Linked DNA regions of Homo sapiens: regions 1 and 2 are each linked to region 3. A link is a loop called in an ENCODE intact Hi-C map of the cell type or tissue named here. Cell type or tissue: mammary epithelial cell. All regions are shown on one strand.

The links. Hi-C counts contacts between places; a loop is a spot of excess contacts. Peaks named below come from ENCODE experiments on the same cell type or tissue, not always from the same donor. Only the 100,000 strongest peaks of a DNase experiment are listed, where the experiment ranks them.
Region 1: a loop joins it to region 3, with 8 times the contacts of the local background. A loop is called at or near these places in 4 of 110 quality-filtered maps.
Region 2: a loop joins it to region 3, with 4 times the contacts of the local background. A loop is called at or near these places in 9 of 110 quality-filtered maps.

What each region holds. Positions count from the first base shown.
Region 1 is chr1:8,670,234-8,672,733 of GRCh38, forward strand. The region is part of intron 1 of RERE (arginine-glutamic acid dipeptide repeats); the gene reads right to left. Among named protein-coding and RNA genes, the nearest start is that of RERE, 150 kb to the right of the region's middle. In mammary epithelial cell, a CTCF peak has its summit at 1,271 (motif pointing left); no DNase peak of the experiment used is centred here.
Region 2 is chr1:8,725,541-8,728,040 of GRCh38, forward strand. The region is part of intron 1 of RERE (arginine-glutamic acid dipeptide repeats); the gene reads right to left. Among named protein-coding and RNA genes, the nearest start is that of RERE, 91 kb to the right of the region's middle. In mammary epithelial cell, a CTCF peak has its summit at 1,137 (motif pointing left); a DNase peak (open chromatin) is centred at 1,061.
Region 3 is chr1:8,373,564-8,376,063 of GRCh38, forward strand. All of the region lies in intron 12 of RERE (arginine-glutamic acid dipeptide repeats), which reads right to left. Among named protein-coding and RNA genes, the nearest start is that of RERE-AS1, 50 kb to the right of the region's middle. RefSeq lists a silencer at 1-240 and an enhancer at 108-800. In mammary epithelial cell, a CTCF peak has its summit at 1,426 (motif pointing right); a DNase peak (open chromatin) is centred at 168; H3K27ac peaks cover 740 bases.

The DNA of each region.
Region 1 (2,500 bases), 300 kb after region 3:
CTAGTAACTAACCAGGGAGGGCAGGAGAAGTCCCAGGACCTAGAACATAACACTTAAATGTAGTTATAACACTGATCATCAAATAAACATCAATCTCCAGAGGAGATTCTGTCAGTTCCCCCATTATTTCAGCAAATGTTTACTGAGTTCATACTAGGTGGCCTAGGAGCTATGTCCAGAACACACACAATCTCTAACCTCAGAGAGATTACAATCTAGTGGGGGAGAGAGCAGACAATAAACAAACAAGTAGATTACTACAGACACAGTCTGTAAGTTGGCCATAAGATGTGCTATAGAAAAAAAATAAAGCTGGGCAATGGCCATGGAGAGGTCATCAATTTAAGGTAATCACTGGCAAGGGATCACTGGACCTAAACGAAGCAAGGTGCAAGTTACATGGTTAAAGTGGGGGAAAGCATTCTGGGCAGAGAGAAAAGCAAGCACAAAGTTCTGACTCAGGCAGAAGCATGCCTGGCATGTCCAGGCAACAGCAAAGGGACATGGTGGCTGAAGCAGTGAGCGCAAGAAGAATTGGAGATGGAGAGATAGCTCAGTACTTACTCAAATAAGGGAAAAGCCATGGTGGAGTTTTGCATAGAGAAGTAACAATCCGAGGTACATTTTAACAGACTCCCTCTGGCTCCTTAGGAAACAACTCAGGCAAGGTCGTAGCAGTGAAGGTGTTAAGCAGTGGTCAGATTCTAGCCCTCAGAAGTGGCTAACAGAGCGCACGTGGTGTGAGAAAAAAGGAGGCCAAGGAAGACAATAAGGTTTAAATCCAAGCAACTACAGTCATTTACTGACATGCAAAGAGAACAAAAACTGGGAATTCTGTTGGAATGTATTAAGATGTATGTGTTGAGTGGTCAGAAAGCTCTGGGCTAGACCTAAATCTAGGAGTCCTCAGTGCACAAGTACTAATAACCATGGGGCTGGATGGTATCAAAACAAACTACTAGGGATGAAATATTCAAGATGGCAAAGAATGCTTTGCAATGAATATTATGGACAGGCCAAAAACGTTCTGTAAACTGCCAATGAAGTTGAAATGGTAGAATGATGGAAAGACTACATGACGATGCTCTGAAAAGAATACACTTTTTTATTCACAGAGAAGCCGTCTACATAGGAAACGGGTGCCTATGGACAACTTCTGTATTAATGATGTTACCAAATACTGCATTTAATAAAATCCAAACCGCTGAAGTCCTTCCTGGCTGATTTCCACGCTAGAAGACACATAGGATGGAAACACCTCCCCCTGCTGTTTCACAGGGAAATACACCAGCTGTCCAAATGACTTTTGCCAGGTCCTTCTGGGCTAACGAATTAAGGAAGGAAAAACTATTTGAAAGATTCTTGCCTTGTAAATTAATTCTAAAAAGAGTTGTCAGATTTAAAAATTAGCTTTGTTAACATTTCTGAGGGCCTAAATTAAAATTTTTAATGTCCATGTGAAAAGAGAAAAAGAAAACATGTAGTGACTAATTATATGAATTTAAAACAAAGTTCAACTCTAGAAAAAATGAAATTTAATGGGTTCGCTAGTGATATTTAGCTGGTACCACAATTTGAATCCGAAATAATTCAAATAGAGCAACATTTATATGTCTCAGGAAGGCACACTGTTTTAAAGTAAGTGATATGAAAAGGTAAAACTGGATCCAAAATCTGTGAGCATTATCATGAGAAATATATGATTACATCTGTAAGAGAAAGGGGAAAGCTGCTAGATTTAGAAAAAACATCTCAGCCGGGCGTGGTGGCTCATCCCTAAAATTCTATCTAGCACTTTGGGAGGCTGAGGCAGGAGGATCATCACTACAGGCCAGGAGTTTGAGACCAGCGTGGGCAACATAGCAAGCTCCCATATCTCCACAAAAAATAAATAATAATTTTTAAAAAGAAAAAAAGAATAATCTCACTCCGGAAATATATTTTTTGTTTGTTTTTTTGAGTCAGCGTCTCCCTCTGTCACCCAGGCTGCGATGCCAAGGCATGATCATGGCTCACTGCAGCCTCCATGTCCTAGGCTCAAGCAATCCTCCCACCTTTACCTCCAGAGTAGCTGGGACTACAGGTACGTATCACCACACCTGGCTAAGTTTCCTTAATTTCTGTAGAGAAGGGATCTTGCTAGGTTTCCCAGGCTAGTCTCAAACTCCTGAGCTCAAGCAGTCCTCACACCATGGCCTCCCAAAATCCTGGGCTACAGGTGTGAGCCACCATGCTCAGCCTGGAAATCTAATTTAAAGAGATCAAATTATCAAATTCTGGCTAATGACAGGGAAGATGTTTCCAGCAACGAGAGAAAATGCAGTATTATTCCATCACTTTCTATCTACTCCTGTGCAAACACATTTCTTCACTGCAAGTGGAAAAAGGAAACTATGAAAAAGCAAAGAATGGCGCATACCTTCAAAAATGTCACTTAAAATTACTACTGCAGGTGTCAACAATAACCTTTATGGTTATTCAGCCTCAGATATACTTGGCT
Region 2 (2,500 bases), 350 kb after region 3:
GAGCAACAGAGTGAAATTTTGTCTCAAAAAACAAAAATTGCAATTAATAGTTTAAAATATTAAATCTAAATTTATAGGAGATTCATTAGTTTGCCCTTGGTAATCCCCACTTTCTGCCTTGTAAAGCCTAAGACCCTAAGAAGCTCTACAAACTAGAGCTTCTTAGGCTTCAAAACAGTTCTTTCCAAACCATATTTGATGAATTATATGTAAGATGAGTCAATAACATAAGGATTAGATTTCCCTGAAAATGCATAGAAGGTTAAAAATTAGAAGAAAAAGTGATAGGCATAATAGGCTCTGGGTTTTGCTTAATGCAAACGTTCTGAAAGGTTCAACATTAACACAGACATTCACAAATGAGGCATCTAATTTTAACTTTGTTTTAAAAAGTTGTTTAAAAAAAAAGTCAAAATAAGTCAAACTCTTCCCATTTGTTTGAATAGAGGGTACATTTACTTCCTACCCAACAAGATTTGAAAACAAAAGACATATTAGCTATAAAGATATATTCCTTTCACTTAATGCTCCACAAATGTCTGAAAAGCAAACTCAACTCAATTTAGTTGAGTCAATAAGGGAATTCCAGTTTTCCTTTTTTCTTTTCTTTTTTTTTTTTTTTTTTTTTTTTTGAGACGGAGTCTTGCTCTATCGCCCAGGCTGGAGTGCAGCAGCGTAATTTCGGCTCACTGCAAGCTCCACCTCCCGAGTTCAAGCAGTTCTGCCTCAGCCTCCTGAGTAGCTGGGATTACAAGCACACGCCACCACGCTCGGTTAATTTTTATATTTTTAGTAGAGATGGGGTTTCATCACCATGTTGGTCAGGCTGGTCTCGAACTCCTGACCTCGTGATCCACCCGCCTCGGCCTCCCAAAGTGCTGGGGTTACAGGCGTGAGCCAACGCGCCCGGCCAGGCAATTCCAGTTTTTCTAAGACAGTATTGTAAACCAAGCAGAGATATTCCCTAGGGCCATATAATTCTGATACATTAGCTAATCTTTGTAAGCCAAATCAGAGCACTTCTTTCCAAAACTCACATTTCTACCAAACCGGGACACCGTGTGGTGGGGAAAGAGTTCAGAACACCTGGTATATTTTTCCAAAGCAAAATTTAACTTTCCATTGCCAGGAGAAGCATGAACATGTTGACTTATACTGCCCTCTAGAGTCTCCTTCTAATATTTTTTAGCCTGAAATAATTAATTCTAATCATAAGACTCTTCTAATTACTCAAGCTTTCAGTATTCTAATATTGTAAACTGACGTTTATTTATTTATTTATTGAGAAGAAGTCTCCCTCTATTGCCTAGGCTGGAGTGCAGTGGCACGACCTCAGCTCACTGCAACCTCCACCTCCTGAGTTCAAGCAATTCCCCTACCTCAGCCTCCAGAGTAGCTGGGATCACAGCCATGCACCACCACACCCAGCTCATTTTTGTACTCTTAGTAGAGACGGGTTTTCACCATGTTGGCCAGGCTGGTCTCAAACTCCTGACCTCAGGTGATCCACCCGCCTTTGGCTCCCAAAGTGCTGGGATTACAGCATGAGCCACTGGGCCCAGCCAACTGACCTTTTTTCAGTGGATTAGTAGTCTTTTTTTTGGAGGGCGCGGGGTGGGGGGAAAGGAGTCTCGCTCTGTAGCCCAGGCTGGAGTGCAGTGGCGCGATCTCGGCTCACTACAACCTCCGCCTCCAGGGTTCAAGCGATTCTCCTGCCTCAGCCTCGTGAGTAGCTGGGATTACAGGCATGCGCCACCATGCGCAGCTAATTTTGTATTTTTCATAGAGACAGAATTTCTCCATGTTGGTCAGGCTGGTCTTGAACTGCCGACCTCAGGTGATCCGCCCGCCTCAGCCTCTTAAAGGGCTGGGATTACAGATGTGAGCCACCGCATCTGGCTAGTAGTCATTATTAAAACATACAATATTTCAATTACCCACTGTTTTTTATTTTTTTGTTGTTTGTTTGTTTTGGACAGCGTCTCGCTCTGTCGCCAGGCTGTTGTGCAGTGGCACAATCTCAGCTTACTGCAACCTCTGCCTCCCGGGTTCAAGCGATTCTCCTGCCTCCGCCTCCCAAGTAACTGGGACTACAGGCACGCGCCACCACGTCCAGCTGATTTTTGTATTTTTGGTAGAGACGGTGTTTCACCATGTTGGCCAGGATGGTCTTGATCTCTTAACCTCGTGATCCGCCAGCCTCGGCCTCTCAAAGTGCTGGGATTACAGGTGTGAGCCACTGAGCCCGGCCAATTACCCACTATTCTTAAAGGTCAGCAGTACTTCCCCAAAGGACAGGAATGCACCCCAAACAGAATCTTCTAATTTGCTTATTTAAAAAAAGTTTTAAATAGCTCAAACTGCAAAGACTTCTAAAACAAAGACCACTTGTAGCATATATTAATTAATCCATGTAGCCCAGAGTTTTGTCTAGCAAAACCCAAGTTCACACATTTGACCACATGCACACGAACCTCAGCCAACGCAGCCAACGCTCCCC
Region 3 (2,500 bases):
CCGGGCCCAGAGAGTGACCCAGGCCATGAGGAAAGAGCTGTGGCCCTGAGAGCCGGTCCCAGGAAGTCTGCATGCGACGCTGTCCCCTGAAGAGCTGCCCTAACTGGAGTGCTCCAACGCTGCTGCCGAGTGCAGTCAGGAACATTTCCTGGCATGGAATCCTATGCGAGTCATTCTTTCCTTTCCCTCCCCAACGATTCAAGGGCTGGATCTGACAACTGTTCAGAACATCTGAGGTGAGAAGCCGGGCACTGGGCAGAACCAGCAGCGATATTCAGGAGCAGCCACCTTCTACAGATCTTTTTCCAGGAGGCAACCGGTTGTCTTCCAGTAACAACTCTGGTAATTAAAGCACTGTTCTCCTGGGCTCCTTCTTTTGTTAACCAACCGAATCCTCTAATCCCTAAAGGAGCCTGGCACTGTCAGCGGGCTCTGCTGCTAATCGTTAAATATCACCTCTGTGGTCTCTGAGTGCAGCAGGGAGAATGATGATCTGCTTGAAGGCACACGCAGAGAAGTGGAATTCTGAAATCTCAGCCTCCTACGTTCAAGAGGCCGAAGGGCTCTGATCTAAACCGCCACCCACGAGGAAGCCCACAGTGAGGAGGCAGCTGCCTCCAGGCAAGGCAGTCCCTCGGTGCCACCTCCAGATCCTCTTCTGGGGAAAGGCAAAGGGAAAGGAGGGAAGTACGTGAAGGTCTTGTGGCTTTAACTTGTAAATAGGTGGGGCCAGTCTAAGACACTCATGAAGATGTTCCTTACCCAGGCACCTTTTTATAACATTTTAAAAAATCAGTTAAAAAAAATTTTTTTTTTACCACTACATTTACCACTCCATTTGTACAGTGCAAAGGAACTGCAATAGCTCAAGATTTCTGCCAACACTGAACACTGTAATGAGATTTCCTAAGCTCTGTGTTGTTCTGGTGGATGAACTCAGCCATTTGCTAATCCCACCCTGGCCCCACACCTCCACTCAGACGTCTGGACCTGAGGTCCTGCCACAGCTCTTCCCTGGGCCGGCCCTCCCATGCTGCACACAGACCAGGTGAGTCTTCCCAAAGCCCCGCTAGTACCTTGCCACTTCTTCTCCAAACGGTCAAAGGTTCCTCAGGGCCTAAGGAACAAAGGCCCAGCTGCTTGACTACTTCTTCTGAGACTTTCTCTGTGTTACCGGAAGACTTTTCTACCATATTCCTTTCTACCATATTCCCCCGCCTCACGGCCTTTGGCTTATGTCAAACACAATGGCCAGTTTTCTGTTCCTCAGCACTCTCCTGCCTGCTGGGTGAGCCCCTGAGCCCCATACCACCCCCACCTCCTCCTCTGTCCAGGCCCTGTAGTCCTCCTCATCACTCAGGACTCAATTCATCACATTTGCTGCCTTCTTCTCCATGAAGCCTTCCCTTCACTTCACTCCCCCACCACTGGATGGCATCATACAGGTTTCACTCCTACATCTTTTCATTCCCGCCTCTGTGCTGGCACAGACAGGCTTCCCTGTGCTGTAACCATACATGGGCCCACCCAACTTGCCAAAGTACGTGCTATCTCATCTGTGAGTACCCCACAGGTCTAAGACAACATCTTGAATAAGTATTCAGTAAACATCTGATGAAATGATTATTTCTGGAGAATTAAAATTCACCTGAAATTAAAAGGATAAAACTTTTGAGAAATGGATACCGAATTGCCACTTTCTTATTTTGCCATGTAAGGTCATTAGAAGTAACTGCCTCCTGATCTCATCATTATTTTGTAAAAGAAATGACATTTTATCTCCAAAAAAGTAAACAGAAAAAGTTCTTTGATTACATTTACTGTTAGGAAAAATGGCTACATTTATTTCTTATGGGCCAGTGAAAACGCAATCCACATGCCGATGTTTGGAAGTGGCTGCTCTGAAGGTGAGTATCATGGAATGGTGGCTTAGGAAGCCACTGAAAATGCTTCCTCACTCAGCAGCCACTGAAAATGCTTCCTCGCTCAGCAGCCACTGAAAATGCTTCCTCGCTCAGCAGCCACTGAAAATGCTTCCTCGCTCAGCAGCCACTGAAAATGCTTCCTCACTCAGCAGCCACTGAAAATGCTTCCTCACTCAGCAGCCACTGAAAATGTTTCCTCACTCAGCAGCCACTGAAAATGCTTCCTCACTCAGCAGCCACTGAAAATGCTTCCTCACTCAGCAGCCACTGAAAATGTTTCCTCACTCAGCAGCCACTGAAAATGCTTCCTCACTCAGCAGCCACTGAAAATGCATCCTCACTCAGCAGCTTTATTTACAAACAAGCAAACAACATTTTACTATGAAATCTACAATAACTAAGCTAAGCCATATCTTTTTATATCTTAATATATATTTATCTTTTACATATACTTTATCTTCATCTTTATTTATATTTTATCTTCACAGACTCCCAAATAGATAAACCTTCATTTTCCCTGCTTTACAAATGAGGCAACTGAAGCACAGTGAGATGAAGCCATGTGGCCAAGCTCA